2 separate regions of the Homo sapiens genome follow, and region 2 is linked to region 1. Evidence: chromatin loops called from intact Hi-C (ENCODE). Cell type or tissue: endothelial cell of umbilical vein. All regions are shown on one strand. Region 1 overlaps ABCG2 (ATP binding cassette subfamily G member 2 (JR blood group)). Region 2 has its middle 19 kb from the start of ABCG2.

What was found. Hi-C counts contacts between places; a loop is a spot of excess contacts. Peaks named below come from ENCODE experiments on the same cell type or tissue, not always from the same donor. Only the 100,000 strongest peaks of a DNase experiment are listed, where the experiment ranks them.
Region 2: a loop joins it to region 1, with 4 times the contacts of the local background. A loop is called at or near these places in 4 of 110 quality-filtered maps.

What each region holds. Positions count from the first base shown.
Region 1 is chr4:88,103,078-88,111,077 of GRCh38, forward strand. It overlaps ABCG2 (ATP binding cassette subfamily G member 2 (JR blood group)), which reads right to left. Exons shown (of 16, transcript NM_004827.3): 10 at 4,107-4,189. Among named protein-coding and RNA genes, the nearest start is that of ABCG2, 52 kb to the right of the region's middle. In endothelial cell of umbilical vein, no CTCF peak of the experiment used is centred here; DNase peaks (open chromatin) are centred at 2,024, 3,404, 4,494 and 6,444; H3K27ac peaks cover 3,503 bases.
Region 2 is chr4:88,173,499-88,181,498 of GRCh38, forward strand. It overlaps a transcript of ABCG2 not described here. Among named protein-coding and RNA genes, the nearest start is that of ABCG2, 19 kb to the left of the region's middle. RefSeq lists enhancers at 3,259-3,946, 4,634-5,320, 4,751-4,810, 4,821-4,910. In endothelial cell of umbilical vein, no CTCF peak of the experiment used is centred here; a DNase peak (open chromatin) is centred at 4,963.

The DNA.
Region 1 (8,000 bases):
CAGAGCAGTTTTAAAAGTATGTACATATAATTAAAATGAGTGAAAAATAGCCAGGCCTGGTAGACATGCAGTTATCTCACTTTCTGTACACAAATAAACCTAATATCAAGTAAAAAGCTAATTTCAGAACATGGAACATAGCAAAGATTCAATTCAATTTGTTGTCTTAAATCTATCAGTACAGTAATGTCCATAATGATTCTGAAAAAGTAGACAATGGAAACGTTCCTTCTAAATACTAAGATGATTTATTTTAAACACAGTTTTTTCTTATTAAGGAAGTTAATTCATTCTAATTCTTTCAAGGTGGTAATCCACATCTGTTATATCTACTTATTGGTCTGAATATTTTTTATTTTGATTTTTTAAATTATAAATTGGCATATTATGGTTGTATATATTTGTGGGGTACCAAGTTATATAATTCATGAATCATAAGTGTGAAATAATTAAATCAAGCTAATTAACACATCCATCGTCTCAAACATTTATTTTTTGTGGTAAAAGTATCTTAAATTTTAGCAATTCTGAAATTTACATTATTATTTACTGTGTTCACCACATTGTGCAATGTATCTCCAAAGAAAAATCCTTATTCCTCCTGTGTAACTGAGGTTTTGTACCCTTTGACCATCATCTCTCCATTCCCCACACACCTCTAGCCTCTGGCAACCACCATTCTACTGTCTCTTTCAGTTCCATTGTTTCAGATTCCACATTAAGTGAGATTATGTGACATTTCTGTGCTTAGCTTTCTGCGTTTGGCTTATTTCACTTGGCATAATATTCTCCAATTACATCCATGTTGTTGCAAATGACAAAATTTCTTTTGTTTTTCCACTGTGTATATATACCACATTTTCTTTATCAAATCAGACCCTTCGGGTGATTCCGTATCTTGGCTATTGTGAACAATGCTGCAATAAATATGAGGGTGCAGAAATTTCTTCAATAAACTGATTTCACATCTTTGGGGTAAATATCTAGAAGTGAGATGACTGGATCTGAATACTGTTTTTAAAGTATACCTTTTCCCTTAATACACACTAATTTGTTTAGCTATCACCACAACTCTGTAAAGCAGTTATTCCAGAGGTAGCTATTAATTCAAAGATGCTTATACTCTACATATGATTAAAACCCAGTTTCTCAGTTACACGGGTTAGAGAAAGAGCAGAGAGTGCTTTCCTCTCTCAGAGAATTCATCCCCAAAGAAGAGAACTAAACCACTGGCCTCGAGCAGTTTTAAATTATGAAGTACTAATATTCACCCCTGAACAAAACTTTGAGAACCTGTTTCCAGAGATGATGCTGAAACATTTTTTCCTCATCAATAAATCACTAATCATCCCAGGAGGGATTAAATCATATACACAGGCCACTTTAACATAGTCCAAATGCTTATTTAAAAAATGATACTGGGGTCAACGAGAAGCAGTGGGAGGAAGAACATCAGGAAAAATAGCTAATGCATACTGGGCTTAACACCAAAGTGATGGATTGATAGGTGTAGCAAACCACCATGGCACACGTTTAACTATGTAGCAAACCTGCACATCCTGCACATGTACCCTAGAGCTTTGGGGGAAAAAAAAAAGATAGCAAGCTTAAGTCACAAATACAAATTATGAGCCCAGGAGTTCAAAGCTGCAGTGAGCTATGACTGCACTACTGCACACCAGCCTGGGCAATATTGTGAGATTCTGTTTCAAAAACAAACAAATTAAAATAAGATTAATGCCCTATTTCTCCAGAAAACATCTGAAGAAACACCTAAAGTTCTTCTTTATTTCTCTGGATTTTTCTACCAAGAGCTTTAATGGCCAGATTTCCAGTCCTCTTCAAAGTTCCAGTTGAGGACCAGGTTACTCCATGTCCTCTCCAAATGCTTCCTGCTGCACAATATAAAAGGCCCACTGCCTTTAGATCCTGTGATATATTCTGTGCTGGGTTAAGACATGGCATCTACACAGCACACAAACCATCAATTACTAGCAAGTCTGGAAATAATCCAGATACCTCAGCCCTCAGGGAAAGTAAAAACAACAATGACATCACTCTGGTAAACTGCTGTTTAATAACACTCTCATCGTAGAGTAACACTATCTGATTCCATACAAAAGAATTTATTTTACTTGAGTGAGGAACCAACTTTTATGCTTATTCTTTAAAAAATAATCAGCCTTTCCAGACATCAAAATAGGCTGCACATAAGCGTCTTCAACTTTCCTCAATAGTAAAATGGGGATACTACCATCTACCCCCTCTAAATCACTGGGTGGTAACCTGAGACTATGGACAGCAAGCACTACGGAGCACAGTATCTGCCACAAGTGTTCTCCATACATGAAATAACCAGAACTCTGAGGGCTGTGAAATTCCTGAGTGCTTATGTTCAGAACACAATACAGTCGATAAAAAGTCCCCTCATAAAATGAGGTTTTTAAGGGTCCACTGTGACTGAAACTAGGTAAGGATCACAACACTAACAAAAGTGCTAACCATATAACAGGAAAAGCTGAGTCCCACCCCCATCACACCCCTAAGTCAAACATATATATTTAAAAAGTGACAGAAATTAGCTCACAGGCAACAAAAGAAGAAATTGATCAATTGGACTACATCAAAGTTAAAAATGTTTATGCATCAAAGGACACTATCAATACTGAAAAGACAACCCACAGAGTGGGGAAAAATATTTGCAAATTATGTATCTGATAAGGGATTAATATCTCCTCAAAAATATAAAGCACTCCTACAACTCAACAACAAAAAAACAAACAATTCAATTTTAAAATGGGCAAAGGACTTGAATAGACATTTCTCCAAAGATCCAATGGATCTCTACTATTTAAAAGGGAGAAAAAGAAAAGTGTTGGTAAGGATATGGAGAAACTGGAACCCTTGTGCACTGCTGGTAAGAATGTAAAATGGTACGGCCACTGTGGAAGACGGTATAGTAGTTCCTCAAAAAAATTAACAGAATTACTATATGACCCAGAAATTCTAATTCTGGGTATATATCCGAAGAATTGAAAGCAGGAACTAAAATAGGGTTTTTTTTGTTTGTTTTTTTAAGAGACAGGGTCGAACTCTGTCACCCAGGCTGGACTGCAGTAGTGCAATCATAGCTCACTGCAACCTAGAACTCCTGGGCTCAAGCAATCCTCCCACCTCAGCCTCCCGAGTAGCTGGGACTACAGACACATGCCACCACACCTGGCTGAAAGAGATATTTGTACACCTAGGGAGCACTGTTTACAACAGCCAAAAGGTGAAAGCAACCCAAGTTTCCATCTATAGATGAATGGAAAAACGAAATGTGGTATGTACATACAATGGAATATTATTCAACCTTACAACGGAAAGAAATCTGACACATGCTACATGAATGAGCCATAAAGACAACATGCTAAAGGAAATGAGTCAGTTACCAAAGAATATCTACTGTATGATTCCACTTATATGAGGGTCTTAGAGTAGTCAAGTTCAGAGACAGAAAGTAGAATGATTGCTGCCAGGGGTTAGGAGAGGCAGATATGAGATGGGAAGTTATTGCTTAATGGGTACAGATATTCCACTTGAGAAGACAAAAAGAATTCTAGAGTTGGATGGTGGTGATAGTTGCATAACAATGTAAATGTACTTAATGCCACTGAACTGTACATTTAAAAATAATTGGGCCAGGTGGAGTGGCTCACGCCTGTAATCCCAGCACTTTGGGAGGCCAAGGTGGGTGGACCCACCTGAGGTCAGGAGTTCGAAGCCAGTCTAGCCAACATGGTGCGACCCCGTCTCTACTAAAAATACAAAAATTAGCTGGGCGTGGTGGTGGATGTCTGTAGTCGAGGCTACTTGGGAAGCTGAGGCAGGAGAATTGCTTGAACCCGGGAGGCGGAGATTGCAGTGAGCTGAGATCGCGTCACTGCACTCCAGCCTGGGCAACAGAGCATGACTCTGTCTCAAAAATAAACTGACTCATCCTACCCTCAATAAAAGAATGACATTTACACTATACTTGTCTTAAATTCAAATTCTTAATGGATTTCAATAAGCTTGAAGAAAGTAACAGCATTTTCTGAAAATCAAGATCCAAATTTACTTACCTGTTCTGGATTCCAGTAGAATCATTTTTTAGCCCAAAGTAAATGGCACCTATAACCAGTCCCAGTACGACTGTGACAATGATCTTTTCAAAAAGAAAAATGCAAAAAAAGGGGAAGAGTTTCAATTAGAGATAAAAACTTATACACACCATTTATTAGTATAATATATGGTTACATAATCAGATCTCTCCATTAAGATAAACACTCAATGGCTTGGCCAACGTCCCTGGGAGAAAATAAAACAGCATACATTATTTAGACTGCTTCCTAAGTTAAAAATTAAGTTATCTGTGCTTTGGGGAGAGTGGTAGGACACAAAGCACACTGCTGGAAAAGCTGGACTTCCTCCCATTGCACCACCCAGCAGTCAGTTCAGGGTCTGCTTCAGGTTACTGAGCTTGTGAATACCACACAGGATAGCAGAGCAATGCAAGTATGTAGCAAAGCAAAGTCCAAGTGCCTAAGAGTTTTGACCCTGAACTGAACTCTCAACCTTTGTGCCAATGAACATGAGTCATTTTATATTTCAAGAGGTTAAAGTGAAAACAGGATATCTTTATTCTTAACATTAAAAATAAATAAAAATTTTAAAGCACACATTAAAAAAATTCTAACAATGGAATTTTGCACAGTGAGGAAATAGGGGTGAGATGGAGCCTGCCTATCCAACCTCTAGGGAGTCCATGCCTGCACTGGAAAAGTGCATTGTCACTGTCACCAAAGCATTTGGCCGGCTTTCTCTGTGCACACACTGCATGCTTCCACTACCCATCTCCTGTCACTGCTTCCTCATCGCTTCAGCCAGTGAGGCCTATAGCCAATGCTGCAGACCTAAGCTGCCAATTCTTTGCTGTTCTCACCTATCTTCACCACTCAATTGATTTCTATAGCTCCTAAGGAGACTGGACAAACACCAATCTTGTTTCTAGGATAAAGGGTCTCTTAAGGACACTTCAATAAGCAAAGGGTTAATTTAAGGGTTACGTTATGATATAATTTATCTGAGAAAATCCTATTTATATTTACTCGTGAGTTAAATATTAAAAAACAAGAAATGGGCTGGGCGTGGTGGCTCATGCCTGTAATATCAGCAATTTGGGAGGCCGAGGGGGCAGATTGCCTGAACTCAGGAGTTTGAGACCAGCCTGGGCAACATGGTGAGACTCCGTCTCTACTAAAAAAAAACACACACAAAAAAATTAGCCAGGCATGGTGGTGTACGCCTGTAGTCCCAGCTACTCGGGAGGCTGAGGCACAAGAATCACTTGAACCCTAGAGGTGGAGGTTGCAGCGAGCCAAGATCATACCACTGCACTCCAGCCTGGGCGACAGAGCGATACTGTCTCAAAAAATAAATTGATAAATAAATAAGAATAAAAAAATAAGAAATGGTAATCTAAAGAAGACAAAATATCCTACCATATCTTGGAATCTTCAAAGTTAAAAAAACAAAATCTCAATACTGCAACAGTCTAATGGTATCAAGATTTAAAGTAACTGATCAAGGACACTTTTGGCATGAAGCAAACCGAACTGCAAAAACAGTACCATCATCTGTGATAACTAGTTTGTGAAGAACCTAGTCTGGAAAGAACATTATTCCAATGTTTCTACTTATGAGCTGTCTTTTAAAATTCACTTAGAAATTTTGGGGGGAAATCCATTATGCTGGCATATTTTCATTACCCTCAGAATATACTTCAACAGACCAAGCTTCCAAAATAAATGCAGATGACTGTATCAACAGGCATGCATGAATGTGCATACAAGAGTCTACGTTTTCACACAGTAAAACTTTTAAGAATATTCAATTCAGGATTTTTTTTTTTTTTTTTGAGACAGTCTCGCACTGTTGCCCTGGCTGGAGTGCAATGGCGCGATCTCGGCTCACTGTAACCTCCAGCTCCCAGGTTCAAGCAACTCTCCTGCCTCAGCCTCCCAAGCAACTGGGATTACATGCGCCCACCACCAAGCCCAGCTAATTTTTTGTACTTTTAGTAGACACAGGGTTTCACTATGTTGGCCAGGCTGGTCTCGAACTCCTGACCTCATGATCTGCCCGCCTTGGCCTCCCAAAGCACTGGGATTACATGCATGAGCCACCATGCCCGGCCCAGACTTTTCAAACTAAACATTCCAAATGCTTTGTCAAGTTTTCATTCAAACTTGTTATCTTATACTAACACTGAGTATTATGATTAAGATGTTTCCTAAAAGTTTCAAAGTTCTAAAAATGTTTTCAAAGTCAGCTTTCAAACATATTGACAAAATAATCAATCCCGTAACCTTGGCATGCTTTTATAAGGTGTGTCTGTGTTATTCTTTCTGGCATTAAAGAAAGGAAAACAAACAGGCAAACTAAACAGTGCACAATGGAGTGCACAGACCCCATCTGCTTCCAAGTTGAGCTGTTCAGAAAACCCTTGGCACCTTAAATGAACATGCAATCTTCTCATACAGATAATCCATTCATTCTAAGATTTTCCAAATACAACCTTTGGAAGATGCATTATCAGAGGCCAAGTTTGAATCATGTAAAGAAATAACTAGTTCAAGCCAAAGTGCAGCTGTAAAGCAACAGATTCAAGATTTATCAGTAGAGAGTCATAAAACATTTTAACAACTCAATTTTCAAGAACTCAGAATTAAAACAACATACAAAATCATAAACCCTGAATCAGGAATCATTAAGCTATAGCCCACAGGTCAAATAGGGCCAGCCACCTATCTTTGTTCACCTATGAGCTAAGAATGGTTTTTTACTTTATTTTTTATTATTTTTTAGAGACAAAGTCTCACTCTGTCACTCAGGCTGGAGTGCAGTGGTGTAATCATAGTTCACTGCAGCCTCAAACTTCTGGTCTCAAGCAATCCTCCCACCTCAGCCTTTTGAGTAGTTAGGACTACAGACATGCACCACCACACTTAGCTCATTTTATTTATCATTGAATAAAAAGTCAAGAATAATAATATTTCTCACAATATAAAATTTATATAAAATTCAAATTTCAGTGCCAATGTATAATGTTTCATTGGAATAAAATGAAAGTTACCTTTTTTTTTAAGATAGGGTCTTGGCCAGGCACAGTGGCTCACATCTGTAATCCCAGCACTGTGGGGGACTGAAGCGGGTGGACCCACCTGAGGTCAGGAGTTCGAAGCCAGCCTGGCCAACATGGTGCGACCCTGTCTATACTAAAAATACAAAAATTAGCTGGGCATGGTGGCGGGCACCCGTAGTCCCAGCTACTCGGGAGGCTGAGGCAGGAGAATTGCTTGAACCCGGGAGGCGGAGGTTACAGTGAGCCGACACAGCACCACTGCACTCCAGCCTGGGCGACAGAGCATGACTCTGTCTCAGAAAAAAAAAGGGGGTCTTGCTTTATTGCCCAAGCTGTTCTCACACTCTTGGCCTCAAGCATCCTTCTGCCTTGGTCTCCCAAAGTGCTGGGGTTATAGGCAGGAACCACTGCATCTAGCCAGCCTTTCGTTTATTATTGGAATACTGCCATGTTCATTTATTCATGTTATGAGCTTGGCTGCTTTCACACTAAAACGGTAGAGCTGACTACCTGAGACAAACACCACCTGATCTGCAAAGCCTAAAATATTTACTACCTGATCCTTTACAAAAAAAAAAAATATATATTGCCTACTCCTGCCCTAAGCTAATATTCCAGTTTTTCACAAATCGAAACAAAACTTGTCCTGCTAAGCAGATGCTCAGGGAGATACAAGGTCCTATTCTTAATCTAAGAGACTGCCACTGCTCTGAACATGGCTGGAATTCCTTTTGTGAAAGTGAGTTCACTGATGAGGCAGGGAAGCTAAACCTAGAGGCACTAGGCCAGGTGTTAGCATTGGAAGGAAGCCCAGTATCAAAACATGCAGAAT
Region 2 (8,000 bases), 70 kb after region 1:
ATTAGGAAGCTCCGAATGCCTAATTTTATTCGTAACTATTTTCAGATCTCTATAAAAGATATGGATTCTATTTTTCAAGCAAACCCCAACACTATTATCACATCTAAACAATGGACAATTTATTTTTACATTTATTTTATTTTAGTGGAAGTGCCAGGGATTGAAATTTTCTCAATAGCATGAAATATCCAGTCATTGTTCAAATATCTCTAATTTTTGGCCAGGCATGGTGGCTCATACCTGTAATCCCAACACTTTGGGAGGCTGAGATGGGAAGATCACTTGAGCCCAGGAGTTTGAGAACAGCCCGGGAAATGTAGCGAGACCCTGTCGCTACAAGAAAAAAGAAAACAAATATCACTGATTGTCTCATAATTTTTAATGTTTAAATTTTCAAATCAAAATCCAAATAATGTCCGTATTACTTTTGGCCGATGTGTCTCAGACTTGTTTAGTTAAAGGATCCCACTCACACTCTCTTATTTCCCCCTTACAGTTTGTTATGGACAGCAGTGTGTCCTTGAGAAATTCATGTTGAAGTGCTATCTTCAATACCTCAGAATGTGACTGTATTTGTAGACAGGGTTTTTGAAGAAGTGATTACATTAAATGAGGTCTTTAGGGTGGGCCTTAATCCAACCTGACTGGTGTTTTTTTTTTTTCTTTTTATTTTACTTTAAGTTCTGGGGTATCTGTGCAGAATGTGCAGGTTTGTTACATAGGTATACACATGCCATGGTGGTTTGCGGTTCCTATCAACCTGTCATCTAGGTTTTAAGCCCCGCATGCATTAGGTATTTGTCCTAATGCTTTCCCTCTCCTTGCTCCCTACTCCCCAACAGGCCCTGGTGTGTGATGTTCCCTCCCTGTGTCCATGTGTTCTCACTGTTCAACTCTCACCTATGAGTGAAAACATGCAGTGTTTGGTTTTCTGTTCCTGTGTTACTTTGCTGAGAATGACGGCTTCCAGCTTCATCCATGTCCCTCCAAAGGACATGAACTCATTCTTTTTTATGGCCACATAGTATTACAGACATGCGCCACCACGCCCAGGTAATTTTGTAATTTTAGTAGAGACAGACAGGGTTTCTCCATGTTGGTCAGGCTGGTCTGGAACTCCTGACCTCAGGTGATCCACCCGCCTCAGCCTCCCAAAGTGCTGGGATTACAGGCGTGAGCCACCATGCCCAGCTGATGATAGTTTCTTTTGCTGTGCAGAAGCTCTTTAGTTTACTTAGATCCCATTTGTCAATTTTGGCTTTTGTTGCAATTGCTTTTGGTGTTTTTGTCATGAAGTCTTTGCTCATGCCTGTGTCCTGAATGGTATTGCCTAGGTTTTCTCCTAGGGTTTTTATGGTTTTGGGTTTTACATTTAAGTCTTTAATCTATCTTGAGTTAATTTTTGTATAAGGTGTAAGGAAGGAGTCCAGTTTCAGTTTTCTGCATATGGCTAGCCAGTTTTCCCAGCACCATTTATTAAATAGGGAATCCCTCCCCATTGCTTGTTTTTGTCAGGTTTGTGGTGTTCTTATATGAAGAGGAAATTCGGAAACACAAAGAGACACAGTGAGAAAATAAATTTCTGTTGTTTAAATCAAGTATTATACTTTATTATGGCAGCCCAGCAAACTACTACACAATTGATTTACTTAAGAAACAGATTGTTATGTTCTACATGATTGCGTCTTAATAGTTTCGTTAACCACATCCTTTTGCCTTCCATTGTTTAATGCAAAATTATAAATCTAAAAACTTGAGTAGATTCAAGTCCAATCATTTGACAAGAGTACATCCTAGGTGTTGTATACTTCCGTTAGGAAGCTCCAAATACCTGATTTTCTCTCTTCTTTTGATGATTATTACTAGACCCATTAAGTATTTCATTAGGGGTTACAAATGTGTAGTAGGCTAAATTTATAATTCCTTCTTAATTTATTAGCTGGAAATTTTATTTAAAGAGAACACTTCATTAAGAATTTGTTCACCTCAAGGTCCAGTATGTTCAAAACAGGCAGAGTAACTGCTAGATTCTTTTCCTTTGTTTTCAAAATAACAAGTGTGATTCTATATCACAATCCAAAGGTGACTGGCCAATGAATTGTTAATCTTCATAGACTCATGGATTTAAACACATAATGTATTTACTACATTGCAGTTACTCTTATTGATTCCCAAAATATCTTGGCCAGTGAAAGGCCCTTCAAATTGCCTTCAAGTTAGTAGTCTCCGCGTGCATTCTTGCTTTCTAGCATAACAACATGTTCCAGGCTCATTTTTCATTTCCTGCCTCAGATCTGAAACCAACCATTTATCTAAGAAGCTCTGATGCCTTTGAGTGAGAAATAGCATTTAGGAAGCATAATTTGTATTCTTCTATTTTATTTCTGAAACAAAAATATCTGAAGCAAGCACGGCATTAGGTTATGAATGGATAATGGTTGTGGGGATACTACAGACATTTGCTATGTTATTCATCCTTTGTGTATGCCATGTTTCCAATCCTCCATATATAACAACCCTTGTGAAAAATTCCTCACAGAGTTCTCTACAGAAAAATGTTGTTTCTCCTGATGTATTGATAGTAATGATTAGAAAATTAGTCTGTAAATGCTCTGTCTACAGATCTAATTTTTGTGTTTAATTATTATGATTATTCTTGTTTTTTTTTTCTTTTTTTGTGGAGACAGGGTCTTGCCATGTTGCCCAGGCTTGTCTTGAACTCCTGGAATCAAGCAATCTACCTGCCTTGGCCTCACAAAATGCTGGGATTACAGGTGTGAGCCACTGTACCCAGCCTGATATGATTATTGATTATTCTTAACCCTGCATTTACTGATATCATTTCCTCCTCTCCTGTTCTCTTTATAATTAATCTTTTTATTTATCTCATGTCATCTTTTATCAACTCCTTTAATGAAAGCTATTAACTAACTTTCAATAGGCAGATAATAAATACAGTAATGAAACCAAAGAGAATGCTTTTTTTTTTTTTTTTTTTTTGTGACAGGGTCTCACTGTTTCACTCAGGTTGGAGTGTGATGGCCCAGTTACAGCACACTACAGCCCCAACCTCCTGGACTCAGGTGATCCTCTCACCTCAGCCTCTCACATAGCTGGGACCATAGGCACATGCCAGCACACCTGGCTAATTTTTTTTTTTTTTTTTTTTTTTTTTTGTAAATACAGGGTCTCAATATGTTCCCCAGACTGGTCTTGAGCTCCTGGACTCAAGCAGTCCTCTCGCCTTGGCCTCCTACTTCTGGGATTATAGGTATAAGCCACTGTACCCACCCTCTACAAATTTTAAAGTAAATCTAATTTTAAATGTCACATCTTCCCTAATAATGAAATATGCTTATTCTATACTTAATTTCCTGAAGTGATAGTATTTCTCTATGAGCCATATATGGTGTCAAGTTATAGCAAGTATTCTCCACCATTAAAGAAGTCAGGTTAGATAATGTCCACGAACATTAGTTGAAAAATACTACTTAACATCAAAACCCAGCTAATCAAAAGAGATAAAAAGAGCTATGGAAAAGAGAAGCAAAAAGACTGGTAACACATTAAATACATTTATATAAAAATGAATGGCCGGGCGCAGTGGCTCACGCCTGTAATCCCAGCACTTTGGGAGGCCGAGGTGGGCGGATCGCAAGGTCAGGAGATCGAGACCATTCTGGCTAATACGGTGAAACCCTGTCTCTACTAAAAATACAAAAAAAAATTAGCCAGCATGGTGGCAGGCGCCTGTGGTCCCAGCTACTCGGGAGGGTGAGGCAGGAGAATGGCGGGAACCCAGGAGGCGGAGCTTACAGTGAGCCGAGATTGGCCACGGCACTCCAGCCTGGGCGACAGAGCGAGACTCCGTCTCAAAATAAAAAAAAATTAAAAAAAAAAGAAGAATATTACCCTTGTGGAAATTATGATTATATTGTAGAACATAATTGAAATATTATAAACATAAATATTTTTATGTAATAAAAACTAAGCGGGAGAGACAGGAGGTGGAACAAGATCACTGAATTGGAGCCTCCATCAATTGTCCTCCCCACGGGAACACCAAATTGAACCACTATCTACCCCAAAAAGCACCTTCACAAGCACCAAAAATCAGATGAACGATCATAGTATGGGTTTTAACTTCATATCATTGAAAGCAACACTGAAGAAGGTAGGAAAGACAGTCTTGAATTGCGGACACCACCCCTCCCCAATCTCTCTCGGCAGTGGCCACATACCATGGAGAGAGAAATCTGTGTGTTGGGGGAGGGAGAGCACAGCGATTATGGGACTTCGCATTGGAACTCAGTGCTGCCCTGTCTCAGTGGAAAGAACACAGGGCAGAATCAATGCTGATGAAGACAGCATTTAGACCAGAGGTAACCAGAGGGAATTTGCCTATCCCAGTGGTCAGGACCAGAGTTCCAGCAAGCCTTATCACCGTGAACTAAAGTGCTCTGGGGTTCTAAATAAACTGGAAAGGCAGAATAGGCCACGAAAACAGCAATTCCTGGAAAAGTTTTGGTGCTATGCTGGGCTCAAAACCAGTGGACTTGAAGGGCAACATGACCTAGTGAGACACCAGCTGGGGCAGCTAAGGGAGTGCTTGCACCAACCCTTACCCAAGCTCAGGCAGTGCAGCTCACAGCTCTGGGAGAAACTCCTCCCTTCCACTTGAGCAGGGGCAAGGGAAGAGTAAAGATGACTTTGTCTTGCAACTTCAATACCAGCTCAACCACAGTAGAATAGGGAACCAGTCAGAGTTGTGAGGCCCTAGCTCTTGGATAGCATTTCTAGAAACACCCTGAGCCAGAAGGGAAATTGCTGCCTTGAAGGGAAAAACACAGTCCTGGCAGGATTTATCACCTGCTGACCAAAGAGCCCTTGGGCCCTCAACAATCAGTAGCGGTACCCAGGCAGTACTTGTTGTAGGCACGGGGTGAGACTCAGAGACTTGCTGGCTTAAGCTGTGACTCAGCACATTCCTAGCTGTGGTGGCTATGGGGAGGGGCTACTTCTGCTTAAGAAAAGGAGTACTCTCAAGTGTAATGAAGACTTTGTCTTGCAGCGTAGGTACCAGCTCAGCACAGTGAGGTAGAGCACCAAATGGGCTCTTGGGGTCCCTGATTCCAGGCCTTGGTTCTTAAACAATATTTCGGGACCTGCCCTAAGCCAGAGGGGAGCCCACTGCCTGAAGGGAGAGTCCCAAACCTAGCAGCATTCAATACAAGCTGACTGAAGAACCCTGGGGCAGGCAGTACTTGCCACAGGCCTGAGACAGTACTGGGCAGTAGGGAGAGACTCCTCTGCTTGTGGAAATGAGAGGGAAGTGCAAAGGACTTTGTCTTATTGCTTGGGCTCCAGCACAGCCTCAGTGGAATACAGAACCTGGTAGATTCCTGAGGTTTCCAACTGCAGTCCCTGGCTCCCAGATGACATCTGTGGACCTGCCCAGGACAGGGAGAACTTGCTGCCCTGAAGGGAAGGACACAACCTGGCTGACTTCACCACCTGCTGATTGTTGAACCCTAACACCTTGAGTCAACATAGGTGGTAGACAGGCAGTGGTTACCATGGGCCTTAGGCAACACCCAGTGCTATGCTGGCTTTAGGTCTGACCTAGTGCAGTCCCTGTGTTGGTGGCCACAGGGGTGCTTGTGTTACCCCTCTCCTAGCTCCAGGCGGCTGAGCACAGAGAGAGGGAGAGACTCCATTTGTTTGGGAGAAAGTAAAGGAAGAGAACAAGAGTCTCTGCCTGGTAATTCAGAGAATTCTTCCGCATCTTATCCAAGACCACCAGATTTTACCTCTGTGAGTCTGCAAGAGCCACAGCGCGACAGGGCTTGGGGTGCCTCCTAATGAAGATGTGACTACAGTGACAAAAAACTTAGATTACAACACCCAACTCCCACCGTACACCTGGAAAGCCTTCCCAAGAAGGACAGGTACAAACAGGCCCAGACTACAATAAATACTTATCTTCAATGCTCAGATGCTGATGAACATCCTCAAGCATCAAAACCATCCAGGAAAACATGACCTCACTAAATGAACTAAATAAGTCACCAAGGACAAATCATGGAGAGACAGAGAGATATGACCTTTCTTTCAAACAGAAAATTCAAAATAGCTGTTTTCAGGAAATTCAATGAAATTCAAGATAACACAAAGAAGGAATTTACAATCCTATTTATGGGAATCAGAGTCCTAAAAATGTAACAAAACAATTGAAATAACTAAAAGGAATCAAACAGAAATTATAGAGTTGAAAAATGCAATTGACATACTGAATAATGCATCAGAGGATTTTAATAGCAGAATTGATCAAGCAGGGAAATAACGAGTGAGCTTGAAGACAGGCTATTTGAAAATACACAGGCAGAGAACACATGCACACATCAAGAATAAAAAAAGAATGAAGCATGCCAACAAAATCTAGAACATAGCCTGAAAGGGACAAAGCTAAGAGTTATTGGCCTTAAAGAGGAGGTAGAGAGAGGGGGGTAGAAATTTATTCAAAGGACAATAACAAAGAACTTTCCAAAACTAGAGAAAAATATCAATATTCAAGTAAAAGGGGGTTACAGAACACCAAGCAGATTTAACCCAAATAAGATTACCTCAAGATATTTAATAATCAAACTTCCAAAGATAAAGGATCCTAAAAGCAGCAAGAGAAAGGAAATAAGTAACATATAATGGAGCTCTAATATTCCTGGCAGCAGACTTTTCAGTGGAAATCTACAGGCCAGGAGAGAGTGACATGACATATTTAAAGTGCTAAAGGAAAAAAACTTGGATCCTAGGATGGTATGTCTGGAGAAAATACCCTTCAAATATGGAAAAATAAAGACTTCCCCAGATAAACAAAAACTGAGGAATTTTATCAACACCAGGCCTATCTTACAAGAAATGATAAAGGGAGTACTGCAATCTGAAAGAAAAAAACGTTGGCCAGGTACAGTGGCTCATGCCTATAATCCCAGCACATGGGAGGCCAAGGCAGGAGAATTGTGTGAGCCCAGGAGTTCAAGACCAGCCTGGAAAATATAATGAGACCTTGCCTCTACAAAAAAAAATTTTAAATTTTTAAATTTTTTTATGGAAATGGTGGTGTGCACCTGTAGTAGCAGCTAGCTACTCAGGAGGCTGAGGTGGGGGGGCTCACTTTAGCCCAGAAAGTATAGGTTGCAGTGAGCTGAGATCATGCCACTGCACCCTAACCTAGCTAACAGAGTGAGACCCTGTCTCAAAATAAAAGGTATAATAAATAAGGAAAAAGAAGAAAAGAATGTTAATGAGCAATAAGGAATCACCTGAAGGTACAAAACTTACTGGTAATAATAAGTACACAGAAAACCACGGAATATTATAACACCGTAATTCCAAAGTGTAAACTACTCATATTTTGAGTAGAATGACTAAAAGATAAACCAATGAAAATAACTACAACAACTTTTCAAGACATAAAAAGTGCAATAAGATATAAATAGAAAAAAACAAAAAGCTAAAAAGTGAGGGGATAAAGTTAAGTGTAGCATTTTTATTAGTTTTCTCTTTGCTTGTTAGTTTGTTTATGCAATCAGTGTTAGGTTGTCATCAGTTTAAAAGAATGGGCTAGCCGGTGCGGTGGCTCACGCCTGTAATCCCAGCACTTTGGGAGGCTGAGGTGGACGGATCATGAAGTCAGGAGTTCAAGACCAGCCTGGCCAACATGGTGAAACCCCATCTCTACTAAAAATACAAAAACTAGACGAGCATGGTGGTGCGTGCCTGTAATCCTAGCTACTTGGGAGGCTGAGGCAGGAGAATTGCTTGAACCCAGGAGGCAGAGGTTGCAGTGAGCCAAGACCGTGCCACTGCACTCCAGCCTGGTGACAGAGCAAGACTCCATCTCAAAAAAAAAAAAAAAAAAAAAAAAAGAATGGGCTGTAAGATATTATTTGAAGCCAGGCATGGTGACTCATGTATGTAATTCCAGCACTTTGGGAGGCTGA